Linked DNA regions of Homo sapiens: regions 1 and 3 are each linked to region 2. A link is a loop called in an ENCODE intact Hi-C map of the cell type or tissue named here. Cell type or tissue: heart left ventricle. All regions are shown on one strand.

Region 1 (5,000 bases), 340 kb after region 2:
GGAAAAGCCTGCCCTACACGTTCAGTCCCGATAAGTTCTCCACCTCACCCCTCTAATTTTCTATTAACCCCACCCCGCCCACACATACGCAGCCTTTTCACCCCTTCTGCCTTTTCAGCGTCCTTCACACTACTGAATCTCTGGCTTCCACCTCTGCCATTAGGAAGCTCTTCCTCCTCTTGCTCTCCACTTTCTCTTGCAAGTTGACCCAGCTTTCTCTGGAAGCCTCTGCACAGGCTACCTGGGCAGGCCCCAGCATCTGCACATGCTTCACTGCAGCCCTCTGGGCTCCTTTATGAATGTCATTAAGTCTCTTTCTGGTGTTTCTTCCAGCCTGCCTTAATCTGAGGGCCCCACACGAGCCGGCTCAGGCCTCCTCTTCCTTCGTACCTCCCTCGAAGCCTGGGATTCTGGGCAGTGAGTGCTCCAGCAGCTGACTGACTCCCATGGGTCTGAACACCACCAGCCAGACAAGGCTTTCAGCGCTAAATGACATACTTTGGGGGCAGCAGCTATGATGTCACCTTTATAAACCCACATGCTGGACTCGGAGCTGTCATATTGTCTACTAAATCCCTCAGAAGGAGGAAGTCTGAATCGAGATGGATTTCAAATGTTCGTTTCCAGTCAAACGGACTTAAAACTGTGCATGTGAGGAGGAGTTCAAGGAAGTCAGCCTTGTTCTCCTGGAGGAGAAGCCTCGGGGTTTCATGCTAGTCGCCTTTCAGCAGGAGCCAGGCTGTCGTGGAGGGGAGAGCTGAGACTCCATCCTGTTGCTCCATGGGGTAAAAGCAGAGCCAGTTGTTATCAACCCAATGTGGACAGACTCCAGCTCAACAGAAGAAAAGCCAGGGACCTTGAGACCCTCTGAGCATCCTGTAGCTGTAAGGGTATAAGTGAAACGTTGCCCAACTTGTAGAGGAGATTTAAACATGGAAAGGGGAGAGAAGAAGGCATTGGAGGGGAGAGAAATGAGAGTGGACCAGATGGCCTTCAAACTCTTTCTAGCCCTGAAGAATCTGACCATTACTATAGAAAGAAAATGGCGCAAAACAGCAAGAGACTTCAAAGCCCCTGAGAACAATTGTCCTAATGATGGAAGTCTGGAGAGGACTCCAGAAGTCATTTTCTACAATCTCCCCATCCCCAGGCAGCCTTGCCCCACTGTGCATTTATCACCAGCCCAGAGATTTCCACTGGAGCTAGCTGGAATTTCTACAAGGCAGCAGCCAGAGGTGGTGGTGGGCTCTGTGGCAGCAGGTGGAGAGGAAAGGCTCTTTCTGGGCTGAGCATCAAGCTGGAAAAAACATTGCTGAAGACCCCACCACCAGCCCTCAGGTCTATTGCAGATGCACCTCTCTGTGCTGGAGGGAGAGAGCTTGGCGAGGGAGCTCAGTTGGAAGCGGTGAAACAAGCATCATTCTATTGTTGAGCTGCCTCGCCAGCTGCTGACAAGGGAGGCTTTGCAGACAGACTGAACCTATGGAGAGATGAAAGTCGCTCAGATATAGACACACACACTCCCAGAGTTTCCTGTGCTTAAGCTGTTTGGAAGCTCTTGTCATACGCACCTCGAGCAAAGAGAAAGGAGGCGAGCGGGAATGACTGCTGGAAGTTGAGCATGTTTCCCCAACGCTGGCGCTGCTCTGTAATTCTCCTCCTTCACTAAGGAAGCTTTCTTTCAAAATAATTGGGGAGTGGCATGACTCACAATCACAGTGCCTTCACTCCCCGAGGAACAAGAAGTTAATGGGCTTGCTGTAGGGTGACTAGGGGAATTTGCCCCTCGGTGGGGATCTTCCCAGACCCCCCGGGGACTGCCGCGTGCTAGCTAATGTGGGCCAGCACCAGTGTGAGGCCAGCCCTCTGAGCCTTGGAAGCATCTGGTGAGCTTTGTGCTCTCTGTGCAAGTGGTTGGCATCCTATAGGCATAACCGTAGGCTTTCAGAGTGGGCACAGGCCAAATGTCCTCCCCATGGTGGAGATTAACCGGGCTGGGATCCCATTACAGGAGAGTCTGTGATGCTAGTTAACTCATGCTGGTTCATCTGCTCATCTTGGCTCTGCTGTCACCTTCTCAGCCCCCTCCCTGTCTCCCTTAATTTGATCATCTTGGCCCCCTCCCCTGTCGGGGCTAGAGGCTGCCCCAGGTCCCCATCCTCCCAGACTTACCTTCATCTCTGCTGATCACACAGCACACTCTGTGTCTTTTTATTTTCCTGCCTCATCCAGTAGGTTCTGAGATCCTTGAGGGTCCTCTCCACACTTTGTTAAACCAAGAATACAAATTGCTCAAAAGCAGGGCAGGGCTGGGTCCAGGGTGAGCAAGGAAGGCATCCAGGGTGCAAAATTCAAGGAGATACACACTCTCGGGCTTCCACAAGCCCAGGTGGGCCCCTGAGAATGAATGCCTCCTGAAAACACTGGAAAACACCAGGTTGGGCTCACTGGAGTCCTGGCCCTGGGGCACGGAAAAGGAAAGAATATTAATTGTTAAAAACCAACCATGTAGAGACACTACACTATTTCACTGATCCTCAAAGTAATCCTGTAGAATAGGTACTGACAGCTTCATTTACACATAAAGAAAATGAAGCTCGGTACAGTTTTGCACCTTGACAATAGTCCCAGAACTAATATCACAGACCCGGAACAAACCCCAATCTTCCTAACGCGGAGGCGCATCAGACTGCCTCCAGCAACCGTCCGCAGCTGCTGTCCCATGTCAGAGAAGAGTGCCTCTGAACGGGTGTCCTCTGAGGGGACAAAGGGCTTGGCCTCCTGGACATGAGGGTAGGTGGAGCTCTGCCCAATGCCCCCAAATCCTGACTCGGCAGGTGTGGCTGGGCCTGGGAATATCTGTGTTTGCCAAGGTCCCTAGGAGGCGCCCATGCACCGTCTGGTGGTGGGGACGCTGCACTGCACCAACTTCCATGTAGGGCCAGAAAGTCCTCCCTTAGGGCCACCCTAACTCACAGGCCTTTCACTGCAGCCCCTCCCCTCTCACCCAGGCCTCCGCGGAGTCCCCCTGCAGGAGCTTCCTGCCCGGGGCTGTGCCGGCTGCCAAGTTGTGCTGCTGCCGGTGCTCGGATGGACCCCGGGGAGCAGCAGCCACTGCTCAGAGCAGTCTGTTTTGCCTGTTGCCGGAGGCTGGGGGGTGCAGGAGCAGCCCTGGAGGGGCTTGGCACTATCAGTGGCGGAGGGGTCTGTGTAGACTCAGAGACAGATGTGGCAGGCAAAGATGGGGGACTTTGTCAGCAGCCCTACTAAGCCTAGATAGTTCTGCGTCCCCAGGCCCCACCCCCCGGCTCCTGCCTTTACTCCTACACCCCCTTTCCACCAGCATCACCACTGAGGGGGGCAGCCCAGCCGGCTTCGGCACCAGACAGGCAACGGCAGGAAGCACAGAGGAAACACCAAGGGAGAACAGGTACCCAGGGCAGCCGGAGTGGGCCTCGCACACCCCCACAAGCAGAGTCCCTGCAGCAGCAGAGCCGTCGGTGGCATCAGGGCGGCCAGCTGTGCCCCAGGTTTCCAGAGTGGAGAGGAAGGGACCCCACACTCGGGATGGGCTCCAGGGTGCTGCGAGCAGCGGGTGGCCCCGCTTGGAGCCAATCTGCCTACCTGGAGCAACCTGCCTACCAAAGACCAGAGTCCCACCCAGGAAATCAGGCCCCAGAGAGGATGTACCCGCACCCTGCCAGCTGCTGCCACACTCATCACCTCTCTCTTGTGACTTAAGTCTTCAGGCCGCAGTTCTCAGCGCCCTTCCTGCCCCACAGGCTGCCTCCAGCCCAAACTACACAGCTTCCAGAAAGCGTTCTCCTGCCCAGACCCCTGCCCCTTTGAACACAGGACAACCCCTCACCTGGCATCCCCGGGCACCCATGATCTGGCCCAGATCTCCTGGAGGGTTCACCACTGATCCTCCAACACAGCCACATCTTCCCATCTCCCGCCTACCTCCCCTGCCTCTTGGTTCTGCTCTTCATCTGCCCACATCTGACATATCTTCAGGATCCATTTCAAATCCTGCCTCTCCTCCTCTTCCTTCTCTTATCCCCTAAACCTTTGGCCTCCTGGAGCCCTTTGCCTGTGGCATTTGCATCACTCCCCATATACCCCAGACTAATCTATGAATTCCTTAAGGGCAGAGACAGAGCTGTCCTCAGCATTGTGCTTCCCTACACACACCAGCCTCTGCCATGCCCACAGCTCCTCCCACACACATAAAGCCATCAAGCCTCTTTCTTCAGAGGACCTCCACAGGCAGGAAGTCCTGCCTCATATCCAGCCCAATTCCACCCTGCTCAGGGCTCATTTTCATTCCTCAGTGAAGATGGAGAGCAGTGGATTATCTTCCCCTAAATAATAACCCTTCCTAGGCTTTCACACTATTATTAAATCACCTTTAAGCCACCTTTCTTCTTCAGGCTAAAGAATCCCAGTACTTTTCATGTTCCTTCAGAACGTGACTCTCTGCCCTGTAATTAGCTTGGCAATACTTTTGAATTCTCCCCAACTTCTCCACACCCAGAAAGAAGAAGTGCCTTGAGAGGGGACCAAAAGGAACTGTGTGGAGGGTCTACGATGTTCCAGGGATCACCCCTACTACATTTAATCCTTCTAGCTTGCTGCTCTTCACCCCAATTTACAGATGAGGAAACAGAGGCTCAATATGCTCAGCAGGGCTTCTCAACGTTAGCTGACATGTTGGTTCAGATGATTCTTTGTTGAGCAGGCGCTGGCTATGCCTTGTAGGACGTTTAGCAGCATTCCTGACCTCTACCCACTTGATGACAGCAGTAACTACCCCCCCCCCCACAACACACACACACAGTTGTGACTACTAAATATGTCTGCAGACATTGCCAAATGCCTTCTGAGTGTGAAATCACCTCCAGCTGAAAACCACTGGGTTAAAGGAATTTTGCAGAAATCAATCAACTTGTAAGTAACAGACACTAAATTCAGATCTGTCAGCTTCAAATAATTTTCTT
Region 2 (5,000 bases):
AGTTTGTAAGTTATAATTGAAAATGCAGGCTGGGCACAGTGGCTCATGCCTGTAATCCCAGCACTTTGGGAGGCCGAGGCGGACGGATCACCTAAGGTCAGGAGTTCAAGACCAGCCTGACCAACATGGTGAAACCTCGTCTCTACTAAAAATACAAAAATTAGCCAGGTGTAGTGATGGGTGCCTGTAATCCCAGCTACTTGGGAGGCTGAGGCAGGAGAATTGCTTGAGCTGGGAGGTGGAGGTTGCAGTGAGCCAAGTTTGTGCCATTGCACTCCAGCCTGGGCAACAGTGCAAGACTCCGTCTCAAAAAAAAAAAAAAAATGCACCTTGAACCTGATCTCTTCTCACCGTCTCCATCACTACCACCCTGATCCAAGATACTCTCATCTTTCATCTGGATTATTGATTGCAATAGCTGCCTAACTGCTCCCCTGATTCCATCCTTTCCCTCTGTGGACTGTTTTCCACACAGCAGCCAGACAAATCCTGTTGAAGTGTAACATATCTGCTCAGAGCCCTCCAATGACTCTCCCTAGAGCCTTAACGTGCTCTGCTTGCCCTACGCCCCGCCCCACCTCTGAAGTCATCTGTTCCCGCTTTCCTGCAGGCTTGCCCCACTCCTGGCACACACTGCACGGGCTGCCCTGCCCCCTGAAAGCCACTTCCCCAGGGCCCCCAGGTTCACTCCTTTACTCTCTTTGGGACACAGCTCAAATAGCCCCTTCTCATCAAGACCTTCCCCAACTACCCTATTTAAAACTGCAGCTCATAAGCCCACTCCACCTGTGTGGTCCCTAGCACTTGGGATCCCCTTACTCTCTTTTTTTCCTCCTCAATATCACCTTCAAAATTACTACTTTTTTTTTTTTTTTGAGACGGAGTCTTGCTCTGTCGCCCAGGCTGGAGTGCAGTGGCTCAATCTTGGCTCATGCAACCTCCGCCTCCCGGGTTCAAGCGATTCTCCTGCCTCAGCCTCTTGAGTAGCTGGGATTACAGGCATGTGCCACCACACCCGGCTAATTTTTGTAATTTCAGTAGAGATGGGGATTTCACCATGTTGGCCAGGCTGATCTCACACTCCTGACCTCAGATGATCCACCCACCTCAGCCTCCCAAAGTGCTGGGATTACAGGTGTGAGCCACCACGCCCAGCCTACATATTTTTTAAAAATGTATTTTATCTATTGTCTTTCCTCCTATGCGAAAACGTAAGCTCCACAAGGATAGGGACTTTTTGTCTGTTTTGCTCATGGATTTATACCAAGCACCTAGACCGCTTGTCATGTGGTCAATGTTCAAGAAGTATCTGTTGGACGACAGAATGAATTCTACAATGGCAAGATTATGTCTTAGAGATAAGCCTTGTTCTAGGCAGAGCAAGTATTGTAAGGAGAGACTCGAATAAACCTGCATGGGGCCCACTGGGACCTTGTTTCTCTGGAGTGGGTGACAGGAGGAGTGGTGTGGTGGCTTGGGACCAGATGACACTAGGCTTTTTTTCTCCTCCAGGCCTTCTATTTAATTCTTTTTCCTAAGTCCTTTTTTTTTTTTTTTTTTTTGAGACAGAGTCTCGCTCCATCGCCTGGGCTGGAGTGCAGTGGCACGATCTCGGCTCACTGCAACCTCCGCCTCCCAGGCTCAAGCAATTCTTGTGCCTCAGCCTCCTGAGTAGTTGGGACTACAGGCACGCACTGCCACACCCGGCTAATATTTTGTAGAGACGGGGTTTCACAACGTTGGCCAGGCTGGTCTCGAACTCCTGATCTCAAGTGGTCTGCCCACCTCGGCCTCCCAAAGTGCTGGGATTACAGGTGTGAGCCACCACGCCTAGCCAACTTTTTTCCTTAAGTCTTAAGGAGGTTTACTCTTTCCTGGGGATCTTTTGGGACCAAAGAACCCCGGTTATTTTGTTTAGGGCTGGGCCTGTGTAGCAGCAGCAGAATGGCTGGGATGACCTTCCAGCATCAAAGACTTTCGAGTGAGGATACTGAGTGAGGGAGAGAAGAAAGGAGAAGCATGGGGATCTAACTCATTTGCAAGCAGAAGGGGCTGTCTGGCGTGGAGTGGAGCGTCCTCCCCTCCCCCTCCATCCCTCCAGCTGTTACACTCAGCCAGTAGCTCCTGTCTCTGTGCCAGGAGCAGAGCTGCAAGGGCCGCAGCTGGGAGGAGAGAGAAGAGCCAGGCCGCAGGGTCATTTGTGTTTGCTGGCAGGGGCCCAGCCAGCCTCCCTCACATCCTCTTACAAAGGGAGCAGCTTGTCCCTATTCCTGAAGGGTTGTAACCTCTCTTCTGGGGTCCCTGGCTGGCCAAGACAGTGGGGAAGTGGGGGCTCTGCATGCCTTTGGGGTCCTGGTTCTCTGACTGAGGTGGGTGGGCTGGTGCTGGGGGCTTTGGATAGATCTGAGGTGGAGTGAAGTGTTAGGGCTTACAGTCTGGATCTAGGATCTGGAGGTTTGGGGTCAAAGAGAATGTTTGGGTTTGCCTCCGAAACCAATGCCTGGCGCTTCCTCAGGCAGGAAATGCTCCGGCATCAGATTAGGCCTGGAAGCTGCAAGAACTACACCCCCCAGCATGCAGTGCAGCCAGCCACAGGGAGAGTGGGGAGGCCTGGGGTCCACCTCTGGGAAGCCCTTCTGTCCATCTGCAGCTGCAGCAGCTGTGCCTCGTGTCAGACCATCAGGCAGGGCCTCGGCAAGCTGGGGGAGAACCGAATCCTCCCAGAGGCACGGATGCAGCTGCCTTCTCAGACCTCCCAACACACTGCCATTCGCTGGCTCAGAGAATGGCACGTTGCCACGGCACAGCCACGGGCTCCCACATGCACACTCAGCATGCAGACGGAGCCTGTTCACACTGGTTCACATTTACATGCCCAGAGACACATGTCCATACCATGGCTGGGCATGCACACTTGCAGGCTCACACCTGCCTCCCTTCCAGGACACTGGCCTTCAAGGCCCGCAATTCTGGGTCTGAAGAACTCCAGGACTGATGGGCAGACTGTGACCCTCACCTGCAAGGGATGAGCCCGGGCTTCACTGGAAATGTGAGTTGGGACAGACGCCCTGCACCCTGGGATGGACATCCTACACCCTGGCAGCCTCCCTGTCCTGCTCTTGGGAGTGGCGAGAGGCTGGGTCCCAGCTGGAGAGGCCTGGCCTGTCTCCTCCCGACACCCACAGGGATAGAGGCTGCCTCATCTGTTTTTTTTCAGTCTGGTGGAGGCTGCACCCTGGGCCTCTCCCCACCTTGTCATTACCCCAGAGGGAGAAGGGAGGGAGCTTCATTTTGTGACCACTGGGCCCACCCCATGAAACTGCTCCTCTGTGTAAGGGCCTCTGAAAGGGGTTCTCTGGGGCCTGTGCCCACGGAAGCACACACAGATTCTGTCCGGTCCATCTCCTCGGTGCCCCCATCGCCACAGCCACAGCCTGGGCCTGTTGTTTCCCACTAGGGACTCACTCATGGTGGCAGCTCCTAACGGGTGTGCCGGTGCCATCCACACAGCCCCCTGAATGCTCAGTCTAACCCACACACCTCGCCACGGTGCTTCCTGGCTGAGAGCCCTTCAGAGACTCCCTGTGGCCAACAGAGAGAAGGCCTTGCTCCTTCCTCCCTGCCCACTCTGCTCCAGCCATTTTCCTTCCCATGCTTCCCTGGCCTGGGCATCCCGCCCTCCAGCCCTGCCTACTCACTCATCTCCCAGCAACCACTCAGTGCTCCTTCCTCAGGGGCCCAGGTCCCCAAGAAGCCATGCCAAAGCGAGTCTGCGCAGGTGTGCAGTGGCCCAGCACACACGTGTTCTGCATATGCGTGTCCCTCCAGCACACCCCCTGCTGCCCACCTTCTGCCCTGCCCCAGTCACTCCTCATTTCCCTTTCCAGATGTGCCCAGGGTAAAGTTATTACCCGAACGAATGCCCAGAATGAAAAATTAAATTTCCACTTATCCCTCTCGCTCATGCATTCCCTCTGGACCAGTGGGGCTTAGAGCAAGGGCATGGCTGTGCCCTGCGGGGTGGGCTCCCCAGAGAATGTGGCAGGCACGGGCCGACGTGGAATGGAGGGTGGTGAGGTCAGCTGCTGCTTGGAAATTGCCTGAGAGCACAAGAACAAACAGCCCTGAGAAGGCTCAGGCCAACTCCCTGAGTCCTCTGGAGGGGGCTGAGAGTCCCTTCCGAGAGAGGCCAGCCGCTCAGCGCCTGGGCCTATCAATGATTCAGTGAGTGCCATGCGTCCCTGGCTCCTGCCTAACGGGGCTGCCAGCAAGAGCCATGTTGTGTCCCTCTTCCAGCTGGGACCCTAGGTGGCCCGGCCCTCCTGCCCCCAGCCCACACCCCTCACATGTTGATAGCCCACCATCAGGGGAAGGTATCACCACGCAGGGAGTACTGCATGATCGTAAGAAGCCTGAGACAAGTGTGAGTATCCCCATATCAGAGGTTAGGAAGCCAAGGCTCAGAGAGGTGAAGCACTTGCTCAAGGCCACACAGCTAGGAAGAGCCAGTGTGTGAACACTCAGGCCAGGTCTGTGCTGTCTCCCATGTGACAGTGCCTCCCTGAGGGGTGGTCATGTTCCCTATGGCCACTCCACATGGAACACAGGCCCTGCCCTTCCCACCTCCCCCTTGACTCCCCCAGTATCTCAGAGCTGGAGCTTGGGTAACCATGAGGCTCATTTTGAGCTGTACTTGGACCTTCCCCGCTGGGGAGAAGTGTGTGACACCGGCCCCTTCCACCTGCCAACCCGTGGAAACCCCCCAGCTTTCCCCAGGCTCCAACCCTGATGCTCCTCCTCCTATGACTAGTCTCGGGGCCAAGGCCAGGGATTGCAGACAACAGCAGGTGGCTCCACACTCCCGCCCCTGGGTGAGAGACGTGACAGAACGGCTCTGAGGACAGGTAGGCGCAGACCCTGGACAACTTCACGTGGCTCTTTCTGCAGCTGTGTCCTAAATATACCCACAAATGAGGTCTCCCACTCCCGAGACACTGGCT
Region 3 (5,000 bases), 210 kb after region 2:
GTGTGCCCCGGGGAGCCGAAGCAACTCCTGAAGACATGTGCTAAGGCTTTCGGTGCTCAAGCCGCCCTTCCTCATCTGGCCTAACTCAGAGTTCGGCGATAGAGGAAAGGGGGCCTTCTGATTTCATCCTAATCGAGGTATAGCACATTTGAACCTCATTAGAAGATAAGAAAGACACCAAGAGAGTTTAGAGGGAGAGGGGCACATCCATTTAGGCTGCTCCGTTCATGATTCCTACCTGGAGTCACCTCCCAGCATGAAGTGGCTCTTACTAAGGGGGAGGGAAGGACCCCTGGAAGATTAGGCTTTGAGTTGCAACTTTATTCTTTCTTATTATTTATTTTCTTTTAAATGTTCATTTTAAATTTTCTTTTAAATGTTCATAATTGCTGGATAATCCAGAGACATGATTGTCTTTTTATTTGCATATGGAAAGGCCCCCAACTCATTCAAACACCAAAAGCCCTTCTCTTTAAATCAACCACAGTTTCACCGCTTGAAGTTGTTCCAGAAATTGAGATCTTGCAATCTTTATTTACTGGGTTGGTTTAACTCCTTCTGGGCTGCTCCTTCCTTTAATTCTCTTCCATGATGAGGAGGCTCTAGGATAAGAGAGAAAAATAAACCCAGAGAGGGCTCCTGTGGCTGGGCTCGCTGTTCGCTGAAATGGAAATGTGTTTACGGTGTGAGAACAAAACGATCTTGGGCAGTGAAGTTGGCAAAAAGAGATAAAGGGGATTTGGTTAGAAGCGAGAGTTAAATGATAGTAAAGGTCTAGAGAAGCCATGATCAATAAATATAAAGTTCAACCTCATTGCTTTTTGCCTCTGAGAAGGGCTGAGCCCCGCCTGCCTCCCCCACCATGGGCCTCGGGCTGCAGACTCTGCTGGTGGATTCAGCGATGAGGCCCTCAGACTGTAAGCATGAAACTCACTCTGTCCGAGAGAACTCTCATGGAGGCAGGGAGGGGTGGATCCAGCCCTCCTGCTCCTCTTGCCGGGTGCATACAAGACGGGCACTCCATGTGTTCTGTGGCTGCCCAACCAGCCCAGGGCCTCCAATGGGGGCACTGTCCAGAGAATCCTAAGTACTTGCATTGGACACCCCATTTTCAAGACAGAATAATCTCAAGAAGAAAACTGTTTATTATCACTATAGAATTTAGGGCAAATCACTTGCTTTGTGAACAACAAGTACATACTTTGAAGAAAAATGGAGTGAGAGAGTCTCAGAAATGATCTTCAGCTCAACGAAGGGCAGATGCCCACTCATTTCCTGCCATCTTAATGCAGGGCTGTATATGCAGAGGAAAGAGCATTGGTCTCTGTGTAGACCATCACGGTGGGATTCTGAACCTAGGTCTATGGATGCCTTTCAGTGCCCTTCAGTAGTATCTGCAAGCCACTTGTTAACAAAATTGTACACTTGTACACTTTTCTGTGCACAATTTTTTTCTATTCTCAAAGAAGCTTGGGTTCCTCCAAAAAGAAGAACAGCTGGCCCATCAGGTGCAATGATGTCTATGAAGATTCTCTGTTTATTATATTTATTTTATTTATTTATTTATTTATTTATTTATTTATTTATTTATTTATTTTTGAGACAGAGTTTTGCTGTTGTTGGCCAGGCTGGAGTGCAATGGCATAATCTCGGCTCCCCGCAACCTCCGCCTCCTGGGTTCAAGCGATTCTCCTGCCTCAGCCTCCGAAGTAGCTGGGATTACAGGCATGCGCCACCACGCCCGGATAATCTTTTGTATTTAGTAGAGATGGTGTTTCACCATGTTGGTCAGGCTGGTCTTGAACTCCTGACCTCAGGGGATCCACCCACCGTGGCCTCCCAAAGTGCTGGGATTACAGGCATGAGCCACCACGCCTGGCCAATTCTCTGTTATAAATACACATATAGGCCAACAGAATTATGACTGTTGAAAGAGTAGGCAGCAGGAAGAACTTGTGTTGCATTACATCTTAGAAGCTGGGGAGGATGAGCAAGGGAGGTGTCTTAGTCCATTCGAGCTGCTATGACAACACCATAGACCGGGTGGCTTATAAACAACAGAATTGATTTCTTACAGTCTCGAGGTTGGGAAATTCACAATCAAGGCACTGGCGAGTTCAGTGTCTGGCAAGGGCTCGCTTCCTGGTTTATAGACAGCTGTATGCTCACTGTGCCCTCACATGGCAGAAGGGGTAAAGGGAGCTCTCTGGAGCCACTTTCAAATCCCATTCATGAGGATTCTTCCATCGTGACCTAATCACCTCCCAAAAATCACCACCTTCTAATACTATCACCTTGGGGGTTAGGATTCTAACATAGGAATTTTAAGGGGACACAAACATTCAGTCCTTGGCAGGAGGCTTTCCATCCATCTGTCCAGTCAACCATCCATCATTCATTGACGTGTGTCTAACATGTGTCATCACTGTGTTTTAGATACAGATGACACAGTGTGGTGGGGGAGATGGATGTGTGACAAAATGCAACCCCGTGGAGTAAGTTCTGTGACTGATGCACTTTCACCAGACAGCTGGAGACACAAGGGAAAAAGCTCCACGGGGAAGGAGAGGGGGGCTCTGGAGGGCTCCACAGAGGCTATGATGCTTGAGCCAGGTCTTAAAGGATAATTAAACATGATGAAATCTTTGTTCTTGGGTGTCTTTAAAAATAAATGTAGGTGCAAGTTGTTGGTTTGCATGAATTTAAAAATAAATACATAAGAATAAGAATAAATGTAGGGAAAGATTCAGGTGACCTCTGGGCCAAAGGCAGGGGCTGGAGAAGAGGACTCAGAGCGATCCTCTAGATCTGCAGGGTGAACCCTGGAGGGCGTGTGCATGCTTGTTTGCACACATGGCTGGGTGTGGGTTCTGGTACCCCTCAGGGAGCAGGAATGGGAGGAGGACTGGAGAACAGGAGACTTTGCTCAATCTTCTCAGGCTTCCTCTGTCCCTGGGTCCAATCAGAGAGAGAGAGAAAAGCCTGGGGCTCACAGATGATGGACACGTTTTTTGGAGGAGAGCGACAGGCGAATGGCATGGAGAGCAGCAGGAGCGATTTGGGCAGGTATTGCTCCCTCAACTCCCATCTACAGCTGCGTCTCGGGAGACAGGGGCTGGTGACCTGGCTGGCCAATAGACTGGCAGTGGTCAGAAGTGATTTTCCTCTCCTACTATCTCTGTCCGCCCTCCAGAGGCAGGGCCTGTCCTGGAGGAGGGAGGATCTGAGTAGTTTACTCCTCCCTGAGAAGCAGGTGTAAAGGCAGGCCTGGGCCCAAGGAGGAGTAGAGGCAAAGCGTTGCTAACCTTCTGCTCCTTTTGGTGTGGTTCAGAAGTCATTTCCCAGCTGGCTTCTAGGAAGCTGCCAATCTCTTGCTAACAAAGACAGCTCGGGGAAGGGCCAGCTCAGCCCTTAGCAGGCTCAGGGCCACAGGGGAGCTGCTGGCTGCCCAGAGGTAGGGGCAGCCTTTGCTACTTGCTAACAGGTGTGTAGATGGGGACTAGGAGGACAAAGACTTAATCAAAGAGGTTAACGGGGGTCGTTGTTCACCTGAGTGCACAGCTCTAGTGAGTACACAGCTCTAGTGAGTACACATAGATATGGGAAGGCAGAGAGGAGAGGAGAGGGGAGGAAACTCATGCTCAGTGCTGTTTCTCCTGTAAGGGAGGGGTCACTGCAAGTGTTTGGAAAAGACAGGCGATCCCTAAACCTGGTGTTAGAGTAACATTTTCAAACTTAAAAAATATATTTTAATGCCCAGTGGATCTGATGTTCATTCAGTTCTCCCAGGAGCCCTGCAAGAAGGTATTCTTACCAGTTAGCCCTCTTTACAGATGGAAACACCATGGCACAGAGGGATTCATTTGACCAAAGTTGCATAGCTAGCAAGAAGTGGGGGCAGAACTCAGGCTTTGGAGTCTTCTGGCTCCAAAGCCCACGTGCTTTGCAACCACACCGTGCCCAGCCCTTAGAGGATTCTGGGAATCCGGAGCCTTCCTCAGGTTCGCCAGGAAGCCCTGGTGGGGAGGAACCAGAAACATGTGCTTCCTTCATCCAAGGTGGCAGAGCACAAGGTGGGTGAGCCAGAACATGCGAGTGGCACGCCCTCAGCAAGTGCACAAAGGAAAACTAAATGTTTACATTTATTTTTAACTATAGGAGGTATATATAGTTATATTTTAAAAATACACATAGTACTGATAAAGCCTAAGTGTTCCCTTTCTCGCTCCTTCCCAGCCCCCTTCCTAGTGGTGACTAGGGAATGACTGAAGCCTCACAGACAGCTGCCTATGCATTTTACATACACATACAAATAGAAACATGTAGGATCTTTTGTTTGTTTTTTATGTAAATGTTAAAATGTGGTACATATGGTTTGCAATTTGCTCTTTTCACTTAAAAATATGACTTGGAGCTATTTCAATTCCACTACCTATAGATCTGCCTCATTTTTATCTGCTAAATAGTATTCTATTATGTATGTATACGTATGCATTTGTATATACATATGTCTGTATGTATCTTTAATTATTTTCCCCTCTTGGACATTTGAGTCACTACTAGAAACAATATAATGAAGAACATCTTTGTCAGCGCTTTTCTGTAAACATAAAGGAGTATTTCTCTAGGATAGACATGAAATGAAACTCCTGGCAGAATTAGTTGAGTAATGGTATATTTAATTTGAACAAATACTCTTTGCCAATTTACAGTCCCAACAGCGTATCAAACTTCCCATTTCTCCACACTCCCTGGAGCCCTGATTATTACCAATATTATAATTTTGACCAAAATAAAATATATGATTTAATTTGAATTTCCCTAATTTTAGTAAGCATTTTCATACTTACTAAAAATTACATACACTCACTGCTTATTTATGCATCCTCTTCTATGAATTCCATGCTCATTTTTTTTTGCCTATTCTTATCATTTTGTAGAAACTCTTTCTATACCCTGGATATTGATTTATATGTGTTGTGCATGTTTCATCTATTTCT

What was found. A loop is a pair of places that touch in the nucleus more often than their neighbours do. Peaks named below come from ENCODE experiments on the same cell type or tissue, not always from the same donor. Only the 100,000 strongest peaks of a DNase experiment are listed, where the experiment ranks them.
Region 1: a loop joins it to region 2, with 2.3 times the contacts of the local background. A loop is called at or near these places in 51 of 110 quality-filtered maps.
Region 3: a loop joins it to region 2, with 2.1 times the contacts of the local background. A loop is called at or near these places in 5 of 110 quality-filtered maps.

What each region holds. Positions count from the first base shown.
Region 1 is chr11:120,010,522-120,015,521 of GRCh38, forward strand. No RefSeq gene overlaps it. Among named protein-coding and RNA genes, the nearest start is that of LINC02744, 18 kb to the left of the region's middle. RefSeq lists an enhancer at 3,396-4,001. In heart left ventricle, CTCF peaks have their summits at 2,905 and 3,112; a DNase peak (open chromatin) is centred at 2,977; H3K27me3 peaks cover 3,543 bases.
Region 2 is chr11:119,669,103-119,674,102 of GRCh38, forward strand. The region is part of intron 5 of NECTIN1 (nectin cell adhesion molecule 1); the gene reads right to left. Among named protein-coding and RNA genes, the nearest start is that of NECTIN1-AS1, 38 kb to the right of the region's middle. RefSeq lists an enhancer at 4,477-5,000. In heart left ventricle, no CTCF peak of the experiment used is centred here; DNase peaks (open chromatin) are centred at 2,189 and 2,689; H3K27ac peaks cover 250 bases.
Region 3 is chr11:119,877,043-119,882,042 of GRCh38, forward strand. No RefSeq gene overlaps it. Among named protein-coding and RNA genes, the nearest start is that of LINC02744, 120 kb to the right of the region's middle. RefSeq lists a silencer at 4,013-4,188. In heart left ventricle, a CTCF peak has its summit at 2,176; no DNase peak of the experiment used is centred here.